3 separate regions of the Homo sapiens genome follow, and all the other regions are linked to region 1. Evidence: chromatin contacts called from ENCODE Hi-C or POLR2A ChIA-PET data. All regions are on one chromosome and are shown on one strand. Each heading gives the region's core, a stretch centred on a gene start or an enhancer-like site at or near the end of the contact. The rest is flanking DNA. Distances are from core to core; before and after follow the strand shown. Region 1 holds the start of TRIM54 (tripartite motif containing 54). Region 2 holds the start of CAD (carbamoyl-phosphate synthetase 2, aspartate transcarbamylase, and dihydroorotase). Region 3 holds the start of PPM1G (protein phosphatase, Mg2+/Mn2+ dependent 1G).

Region 1 (3,098 bases), core at 405-2,904:
ACCAATGCCAGCTGGTAGGATCCCTGAGCCCCTTGCGATATCACCACCAAGAGCCTGATAACTGAGCAGGGTGGATCCTGTCCCTGGAGCTGCTGCACCCATTAATTCTCCCTTGTTGCAACTCTGTGTACCAAGAACCCCTAGCATCAGCCTCATTCCTAAGCCAATAACGCCTGTATGGAGTTGGTTTCATCTTCTGGTGCCCACGGCCATTGGCATTGCCAGCCTCATTCCATGCCACTATGAGTCAACTCAGGAAAACTGCGAGTGCATTTGAGGCTTAGGGGTAGTCATTCCATCTTTAGATTATCCTTGGACTTCAGCTACCAGCACAGCATGCATTAGCCTTGGTCCTGTAGGTTAACTGAAGTTCAAACATCAGTGCCAGCTTGCCTCCATCCTTTTCACATATTATGCAGGCCAATTGACATATAATTTGTTCTTAAAAATAGGGGCATGAAATATGTGATCTGGAAAAGATTGTACTTTCTGGACTCTTTTCCCACTCTTGCCTCTTTGTGCTGCTGTTTCGTATCCTCCTCACACCGTGTATTTCCCACCCACTCAGGGTCACAGCCTACTAATTCCTCAAACTTCTCTCCCTGGACTAGGAGAAAGGCTAAAGAATGTCAGTAAATAAAAGAGCTTTCATCCAATCCCAAGGCATATATTATGCCCAAAAAAGACAAATTGTGTCTGGGGTAGAGAAAAAAGGCCTAAAGAAATTGCTTCTTGGCCTTTTGCCTAAGATCAAGTGGAGAAGACTTGTAGGAGAAAAAGAAGACCAGTGCTCACAAGTGGGGCAAGCCTGGCTTGGAGAGTAGGAGTCCTGGACAACTGTGGAGCTGGGTCAGAGGCTTCCCGGAGCCTTGTGATTATGACTTTGTCAGTGCTCTAAAATTTCCCTGGAGATTGATTCCCTGGGTGCCCAAAATAGGTCCCTGGCATTCAGGTCCTTTCTGCCCAGCTCACCTTCTCCCAATTTCCTAACAAATTTGAGTCCTTGGAGTGGCTCCAGGGATGTGTTCACGGACCAGAATCCCACATTTCCTCGGGGGCATGCTCATAGGTAGGTCCAGGCCTTGGCACAACAGTCATTTCTAGCCTCTTGAGCTTCTTTTCCTAGGGTGATATAAGAAAAGGCCAGGGAAGAACAAAAATGAGCCAGAGGTGTTGGACAAGAGGCTTGATGTAGTCCCTGGAGCTGCTGTTCTGAATCACACAGTCTTGAGGAGGAGGACCAGGGTCACTGGCTGAGCCTGTGGAGGAGGCAACCGCTACTGACTCTAAGTCTGGCAAGATCTTTCCTCCCACCCTGAGCTATGTATGGGTGCCTCTCACACAGGCAGATTTAGATTCTGTGTCACTGTCCTGGAAGAAGGGCCCAAGCCAGAACAGGGGTCCCGGGCTGAGAGGAGCCTTCAGAGTGAGAGGGCAGCACCTTTGCTGACCCACCTTTCACTGTAAGCAGTGGCACTCACCCCTGCCCTTGCTCAAGGGAGTCACCCATTCCTGAGTGAGTCAGGGTCACTCACTCCATGACAGCTGTGGCTCGCCTTACATGAGCTAAATTGGGAATTGGAATGTCATGCAGATGCCCCTTGTCTCCCAACCCCCACAGTAAAATTAATCTGCTCTCTGGGGAGTAAGGGACAAACAGTGCTACCCACAGAGTGAACAAGAGAGAGTCATTTGGGAAACAAAAGGAGAATTTTACAGAGAGAGAGGGATAGCTAAAACTACGTGAGCCTGGCGAGGGTGCAGAGCAGAAAGTAGAGACTGTCCGAAGACTGCTATCTGGGACGAGACAAGTTGTTAAAGGGACAGGAGAGAAAGCAGAGCTATTTCAAGAGTGAGCCACAGAAGGGAATCCAGAGGCCATCTAAGCGAGGAAGGGTCTACAGGCAGTGAGTGAAGGCCAGGAGCAGGGCCCAGGCCAGGCACGACCACCGAGGGGATGAACTTCACAGTGGGTTTCAAGCCGCTGCTAGGGGATGCACACAGCATGGACAACCTGGAGAAGCAGCTCATCTGCCCCATCTGCCTGGAGATGTTCTCCAAACCAGTGGTGATCCTGCCCTGCCAACACAACCTGTGCCGCAAATGTGCCAACGACGTCTTCCAGGTGGGTGCCAGGGACGGGGCAGGGCCAGGTAAAGCAATGCAGACCTGTGGGGGACTGATCAGGTCAGAGCTGAGACCCCAGAAGGTGATGGATAGAGTGCTCTCTGAGGTGGGTGGTGGCTGTTGTGGCTGGAGAGCAGAAGGGCTGGGGTCCAAGCAAATCCCAGAGCAAGCATGAGTCAGCAGCTGCCCTGCAGGCTGGCAGGTACAGCCTGTGCATAGACGGCAGCTGGAGTGCTGGGATCTACCAAGGAAAGTAGACCCTGTGGAAACTGGGAGGGAGGGTATCCCACACCGGGCTTTATAAGAGCCTGTGCCAGACTCTGCATTCCAGTTTGGAGTTTCAGACTTCGAGAGCATTGTGGAAAATACGGAGAAAAGATTAATGAGATAATGAAACGTTAAAAAACAAACAAACAAAACCCGACCCTGTGAGAAAGCTCCATAATGGCAGTAAAACTATTTGTATTTAAGGAAAGTTGAAGGCATCCATTGTGGGTGACAGAGTTAGACATAGTGGGCAGGAGACTGGGAACTCTCCCCAACTTGAGTTCATACCTGTTACCCTCCAGATTGTTCAGTAAAGAGGCCTACTGGTTAAAAGCTACTGAGGTCACTTGACAAGCAGGGAGAAGGCAAAGAAATTTACTTCTCAGAAGTCCAGCCAGTTTTGTTTTATCTGTGGTCATGGGGCCAAGCAGAGCTAATCAAATTCACAGATACTAGTATAGCCACTGGTTTAGAAATAAAAGCAGCATATACCAGAATGGATTATAAGTGGGCTTTTTTTTTTTTTCCTGTGCTACTGGGGAGGTTCTAGTAGGCTATAAAATGGAACAGAGATCAGGGAGAGTGAGGGGCAAAGGCACACACACACACACGCGCGCACACACACACACACACACACACACACACACACACACGGCCTTGCCGTTAAGTAAAAGCCCTGAATATGGCCAGGTGCAGTGGCTCAC
Region 2 (3,231 bases), core at 141-2,640, 65 kb before region 1:
CACCTGGGTGCAGGTGGGCTGAGTCCAAAAAGAGAGTCAGCAAAGGGTGGTGGGATTATCATTAGTTCTTACAGGTTTTGGGGTAGGCAGTGGAGTTAGGAGTGCTGTTTTGCGGGCAGGGGATGGATCTTACAAAGTACATTCTCAAGGGTGGGGAGAATTACAAAGAACCTTCTTAAGCGTGGGAGAGATTACAAGGAAACTTCTTAAGGGTAAGGGAGATTACAAAGTATATTGATCAGTTAGGGTGGGGCAGAAACAAATCACAATGGTGGAATGTCATCAGTTAAGGCTATTTTCATTTCTTTTGTGGATCTTCAGTTGCTTCAGACCATCTGGATGTATACGTGCAGGTCACAGGGGATATGATAGCTTAGCTTGGGCTCAGAGGCCTGACATTATTGTTACTGTTTTTATCTGTAATTTTCTTTCTTCTTCCTTTATCCTAGCAATGATTGAGAGAATCTAAGTTGAAACAGATAATTGAGAAATATGCCTAATGAAATGGATAAAGTGATGTTCTCTATTTCTCTCTGGCCTCCAGAAATGTGTCCTGAGAATGGATCTTGTGTACCTGATGGTCCAGGTCTTTTGCAGTGTGTTTGTGCTGATGGTTTCCATGGATACAAGTGTATGCGCCAGGTGAGGAATTAGGCCGTCTAACTAGGGATACAAGGAATGCATAGAGCAAGTCTTCTCAGAAAGGAGAGCCACAAGACCAGGAGCTGATACAAATTTCCTATAGGTGGAAAACTATAGAATTGCCCTAGACAAAGTGATAGGTATATTAGGAAAGAACTAGGTGTTAGGATGTGGCCCTCCGTGTAACGTTGTATGGGGGTGTTTTTTGGTCTGTTGTTCACAGGGCTCGTTCTCACTGCTTATGTTCTTCGGGATTCTGGGAGCCACCACTCTATCCGTCTCCATTCTGCTTTGGGCGACCCAGCGCCGAAAAGCCAAGACTTCATGAACTACATAGGTCTTACCATTGACCTAAGATCAATCTGAACTATCTTAGCCCAGTCAGGGAGCTCTGCTTCCTAGAAAGGCATCTTTCGCCAGTGGATTCGCCTCAAGGTTGAGGCCGCCATTGGAAGATGAAAAATTGCACTCCCTTGGTGTAGACAAATACCAGTTCCCATTGGTGTTGTTGCCTATAATAAACACTTTTTTCTTTTTTTTTCCTCTCTTTCTTTTTAAGGAAAGGCGCCCTGCCTTTACGTGTTTCTTGCTTGGGGTGGGAGGGACTGCTTTAGGGCAGCCGGTTTTTTCAGGTTTCCCCCGGTTTTGCAGTGCGGAGACCACGGGGGCCCACTCCCCGTGGCTCCGCGGACCCCGCCCCTTACGTGCCCGGCCCCGCCCCTCACGCCGCCTGTGTCCGCGCCGCCGCAGTCTCTGCTGCTGCCGCCAAGCGCGCCCGAGGCTCCTACGCTGCCGCGCCCGGCTTCTCTCCAGCGCCCCGCGCCGTTAGCCACGTGGACCGACTCCGGCGCGCCGTCCTCACGTGGTTCCAGTGGAGTTTGCAGTCCTTCCCGCTTCTCCGTACTCGCCCCCGCCTCTGAGCTCCCTTCCCATGGCGGCCCTAGTGTTGGAGGACGGGTCGGTCCTGCGGGGCCAGCCCTTTGGGGCCGCCGTGTCGACTGCCGGGGAAGTGGGTAAGCAAGCCCGGTTAGGCTGCAGACCTTATCCCACTCTGTGATGCGCCTCTCCTCCCAACCTTCCCCGTCCAGACCCCGCCATTTTCCCGCCAGCGTACCCCCTTCCCCCATTCGGTGCCCATGGGCCCCAGCGCCATAAACCCCTCGCGACCAAGGCAGCCTCCACTGGGGCGTGCTCATCGCGCGGGGAGTGTTCCGAAGGGTGCCCTACCGGAGCCCAGCCCTGCTTCTTTCTTGCAGTGTTTCAAACCGGCATGGTCGGCTACCCCGAGGCCCTCACTGATCCCTCCTACAAGGCACAGATCTTAGTGCTCACCTATCCTCTGATCGGCAACTATGGCATCCCCCCAGATGAAATGGATGAGTTCGGTCTCTGCAAGGTAGCCACACCCAGTGCTTTCTCTACATTCCTTTTCAAGTCAGTAATTGTTAACTATTAGTGAAGTAGGAGACGTTGACACCCTGCTGGGCATCCTGCAGAAAACATACCCACTGAAGTAGTAAAGTCAAGGACTAAGATCACTAGTAACTGTAGTTAGGGGTTGTTAAGTGCCTTGGGAGGCACAGAGTGTTGGAGGCCTCAGGAAAAAGCTACCGCCTTTGTTAAGGGCATCAAGGCTCCAGGTATAGCTGAAAGCATTCTGTATGTAGTGAAGGCATGGATCAAGGAAAAGTAAAAGAGGTGTAAGGGAACAGCCTTGTCCAACTTGTTAGGCATGCAGAAGTCAGGAGAAAAAAGCCTGCAGATAAGTTAAATCCGGTGGGCATGGAGGGACCTGAAGCCAAAGCAGAGTCAGCTTAGTTTGGTAAAGGATCCATTGAAGGTTTTTTTTTAGCAGCAGAGTCAGATGGGAGCAGTGCTTTTTAGGACTACATAAATTAGTGGAAAGAGACTGGAAACTAGGGTCACATACTTCTCTGTGACAGTGAGTGCCAGTTTACCTACAAAACCAGTGACATTATCTTCTAGACCTACTGACATGGCCTCGTCTGATTCTCTGCTTTTCAGTTGTGTTCTTACCTCTAGGTGAGAAAACTGAGTTTCTTCCTACAGTGAGGTTTCCCCTATTCCTTCACCTCTGAAATTTGGAAACTAAGTTGCCCTCTGACAGTTCAAGCATTAAAAAAAACCCAACATATAGTAATTAAGGTAATAGAGGAAGTCAATCTGGCCTAGAGTAGTATCTCTCAAAATTTGTTTGGCCTCACTGCAGGTGTAAGCCTTTAATTCTTAATTTGCCTTCCCAGCCACCCTGACGCTGGGGAGAGTGAGCTCCGGATAAAGGACGTACATGTTGTTCTTCCTGGAAAAGAATTTCTAGGTTCATCACAAACCTACAAATACACTGCATTCTAGTTGATAGTGAATTCTTGTGAATTTGGTTAACCTTTGTCAGTCATCACCTTTGTCAACTCTAGACACACTGACTAAATTGAGTTTATAAAACTACAAAATTGAGGCCTGATTAGGATCAGGGTGGGAAAGGCCTCTTGGAGCCACTCGCACATATAAATGGATTACTCCACCTGGCCAGGGAGGGTTCTGCCAAACTATCCTTCAGATCCCTGGACA
Region 3 (3,142 bases), core at 222-2,721, 130 kb after region 1:
TAATTATAAAATTGTTATTAAGGTCAGTTATGAATATAAAATTTGAATCGGAAAACAAAACATTTAAGTTCATACTGTCATTCCAGAGCTAACCACAGGGAGGAGCGAGGGATCTGAAACAATTCCCAAGGGAGACAGTATTTCGCTGTTACCTGAAGCCCACCCGGTAGGTGGAGAAACCCTCAATACCAGACAGAGTATTTCCCTGGCCCTTTTGCCTAGACTTCAGAATGCTCTTCACAAAGCCACGGTTAACCCGTCTTCCTCCCTTTCCTCCCTACCGCAGTTTTCCCTCTTCTCTTTTGTAGTTTCACATCAAGTTTTACCTAATACTACTACTTTCCCCCCAATATTTTTCTTTTCCCCTTTTGTCCAGAGTAAAATTTTCTAGAAAAGCCCTTTGTAGGTAGGTTGTGATGAAAAAAATTGATGAAATGACTTACAATCAAAGAAACTATAAACTACAATTACAGGCAAATGAGAATTACTGATTAAGTTTTAGAGAAATCCTAAGAGAGAAAGAAAACGAAGCATAATAAAAAGGAAAACCTAGGGACTGACATAATTCAAGTTTTCCGAAGTTAGTAAAAGGCCCTGAAAAGAGTGCAAATGAGTGACAACTCCTGGAGGTCGGGTCCAGCCTCTGAAATTAACATGCAAGAGCCCAAGGCCAGGCAACCAAAATGTGAAACAGACTCTGCCCGGGGTTCCTTTCACTGTCAAACTCCTAGCCAAAAGAGGCTTCCCACATCAGATATTTTAAATATTAAAATTTAAAAAGTTATTCACATCTATTCACCTCTCCCTTGAAAAACAAATGAATAAATAGCCCCTATTTGCGTCTTTACTCCCACACTAAACCTCACACCGTTGATGAGCCTGGAGGGCTAGGTTGGCACGAGAGGATGGCGCCAAAGCTCGGGGAGAGGGCGGTCAGTGGGCGGAAGGTGCCTCTTCCCACATGGCCGAGCCCTCGCCGCCACTGGCCACCGGCACACGGTCCCCAAGCATCGGGAGCTCCCTCTCGGCCCTGACCCCGCGGTCTCTGTCGCCCCGCAAACGGCCGCTGCGGCCGCAGGCTCCCAATTGGGACCCTTCCCAGGGGAGGACCCCATCCCCCGCTCTCTTTCTCCGTCAGATTCCCGCCCCGCAGCGGCCAGCCTATGGGCCCCTGCCTCCTCACCTCCATGGAGACGCGCCAGCCTTGCATGGCGGAGAAGCCGTAGGGCAGCGGCAGGCGCGGGGCGCCGACCCCGTCCCCGGAGCACTTCACCGTGTTGGGCTGGGAGAGGTAGGCACCCATGGCGGCGGCTGGCCGGCGGCCTCAGGTGCAGGAAAGCTGGGCGCGACCCGTGCCGGAGCCGAAGCCCCGGGGGTGCGCGCGGCAGGAGCAGGCCCCGCGGCGCGACCGACGCAAGGTGCCGGTGAAAGGCGCGAGGCCGGCCAGGAGGCGGTAACGGGACGGGAGCTGTGAGGGAGCGGAAGCGGAAACGGCGCCGCTCCAGACCCCGCCCGGCCTGCGCGGCGGGGCCAGGCGCTGCGGGCAGTCATTTCCTTAGCAACTCGCCCCGCCCGCAGGGACAACGGCCCGCCCAACGGCCGCTCCCGCGAGACTAGCGCGACCACGCCCACCAACGGCCGCCGTCCTACTCCGCTTCCTCGCGCAGGTGGCAGGTCGCCTCTGGCAGAACCTCTTCCTTCGTTCCCAGTCCCCAGCCTCTTGGCGTTTTGTCTGACGCCTCTTTTGTGTCGGACTCGACGCTTTCAGCCCGTCCTCCAGTGTTTTCATCCCCCTCTCCCCAACGTTGCACTCTCAGACTCCGCAAACCCCGCCCGATTTGGTTCAATTAAAGTTGACCAGTATTTGTTCCGAGCTTAGGAAGTACTTGGCCAGGCCATGCGAGGCCTATATGAGAAGAATGTGAGTCTTTTCTGAAAGCGAAGACCTCGATCTGTGATATAATTCGAGTTAATACAATGTAGAAATGTTTGGTACAGCCTATTCTGGGTGGGAAAAGCTCAAGGATGGGAGGAGGAGCTGTTTCTTGGAGGATTGAAAGGATGTAGGCTCTCAGAGAGGATGCCTCTGGATTGCATTATGCCACAGGAAAAGGGAATAATGTTATAAGGTTTGGAGGAGTGAGGGAAGAATGTGAACTGCATTTGGGGAGGATTTCTGAGGAAGCTGGCTGGACTCGGAGAATGATTGTAAGTGGTAATATTAACTAGCTAGCTTGATAAAAAGAAGCGCCAAGATGAGTGACTTGGACTTCATTGTCGTCCTGGTGTAACCTTTGGCATCGTTTGTCTAGTCTTTGTATGCAGTGTACATTGGAGGGAGAGAGTCTGGGGCACTGTTGTGTTGTTGTTTTTTGTTTGTTTTTGAGACAGAGTCTCGCTCTGTCGCCCAGGCTACAAGCTCCGCCTCCCGGGTTCACGCCATTCTCCTGCCTCAGCCTCCCGAGTAGCTGGGACTACAGGCGCCCGCCACCACGCCTGGCTAATTTTTTGTATTTTTAGTAGAGACGAGGTTTCACCGTGTTAGCCAGGATGGTCTCCATCTCCTGACCTCGTGATCCGCCCGCCTCGGCCTCCCAAAGTGTTGGGATTACAGGCGTGAGCCACCGCACCCCGCCTACTATTGTTTTTTTTTTAAGACAGAGTTTCGCTCTTGTTGCCCAGGCTGCAGTGCAGTGGCGCTATCTTGGCTCACTGCAACCTCCGCCTCCCAGGTTCAAGCGATTCTCCTGCCTCAGCCTCCCGAGTAGCTAGGATTCCACGCCTGGCTAATTTTTGTATTTTTAGTAGAGACGGGGTTTCACCATGTTGGCCAGGCTGGTCTCGAACTCCTGACCTCGTGATCTACCCGCCTCAGCCTCCCAAAGTGCTGGGATTACAGGCGTGAGCCACCGCGCCTGGCCTGGGGCACTGCTACTAGTTAGAGAGCTCTTACTCTAAGCAGGAGATGAGAAGAGCTGGGAGTAAGGTGGTACCACGCAGGGTGGCAATGGGAATCCAGATGAAAGGACAAATTAGACAATAACAAATAAGACAGATTTGGTAATAAATTGCATTCAAGGGATGGAGAGAAAAGGAGAAATTCTCCAAACTATGACAAAATTGATTCTTTTCAGCCGGGCAC

What was found. Hi-C counts contacts between places; a loop is a spot of excess contacts on that map. ChIA-PET counts read pairs that join two places held with the same protein, here RNA polymerase II (POLR2A). Pooled maps may share reads with other maps.
Region 2: a loop to region 1 is called in a map of PC-3, with 4 times the contacts of the local background. The contact joins the promoter of CAD here to the promoter of TRIM54 in region 1. A Hi-C loop is called at or near these places in 8 of 168 maps with a recorded cell type or tissue (IMR-90, MCF 10A, PC-3 and 5 more), 1 of 37 single-sample maps with no recorded cell type and 16 of 50 pooled maps. POLR2A ChIA-PET finds 5 or more read pairs at or near these places in 16 of 52 experiments (A549, AG04449, AG04450 and 12 more).
Region 3: a pooled map shows a loop between it and region 1 (2.0-fold over the local background). The contact joins the promoter of PPM1G here to the promoter of TRIM54 in region 1. A Hi-C loop is called at or near these places in 1 of 50 pooled maps. POLR2A ChIA-PET finds 5 or more read pairs at or near these places in 2 of 52 experiments (PC-9 and activated T-cell).

The regions. Positions count from the first base shown.
Region 1 is chr2:27,280,775-27,283,872 of GRCh38, forward strand. It overlaps TRIM54 (tripartite motif containing 54), which reads left to right and starts at 1,655. Exons shown (of 9, transcript NM_187841.3): 1 at 1,655-2,125. The coding sequence starts at 1,958. DNAJC5G (DnaJ heat shock protein family (Hsp40) member C5 gamma) reads left to right here. Exons shown (of 7, transcript NM_173650.3): 7 at 1-725.
Region 2 is chr2:27,215,979-27,219,209 of GRCh38, forward strand. It overlaps CAD (carbamoyl-phosphate synthetase 2, aspartate transcarbamylase, and dihydroorotase), which reads left to right and starts at 1,391. Exons shown (of 44, transcript NM_004341.5): 1 at 1,391-1,655; 2 at 1,899-2,038. The coding sequence starts at 1,574. ATRAID (all-trans retinoic acid induced differentiation factor) reads left to right here. Exons shown (of 7, transcript NM_001170795.4): 6 at 545-642; 7 at 866-1,179. The coding sequence ends at 970. RefSeq lists a silencer at 1,263-1,492.
Region 3 is chr2:27,408,120-27,411,261 of GRCh38, forward strand. PPM1G (protein phosphatase, Mg2+/Mn2+ dependent 1G) reads right to left here and starts at 1,472. Exons shown (of 10, transcript NM_177983.3): 1 at 1,184-1,472. The coding sequence starts at 1,303. RefSeq lists silencers at 953-1,032, 1,053-1,102, 1,173-1,362, 1,453-1,642.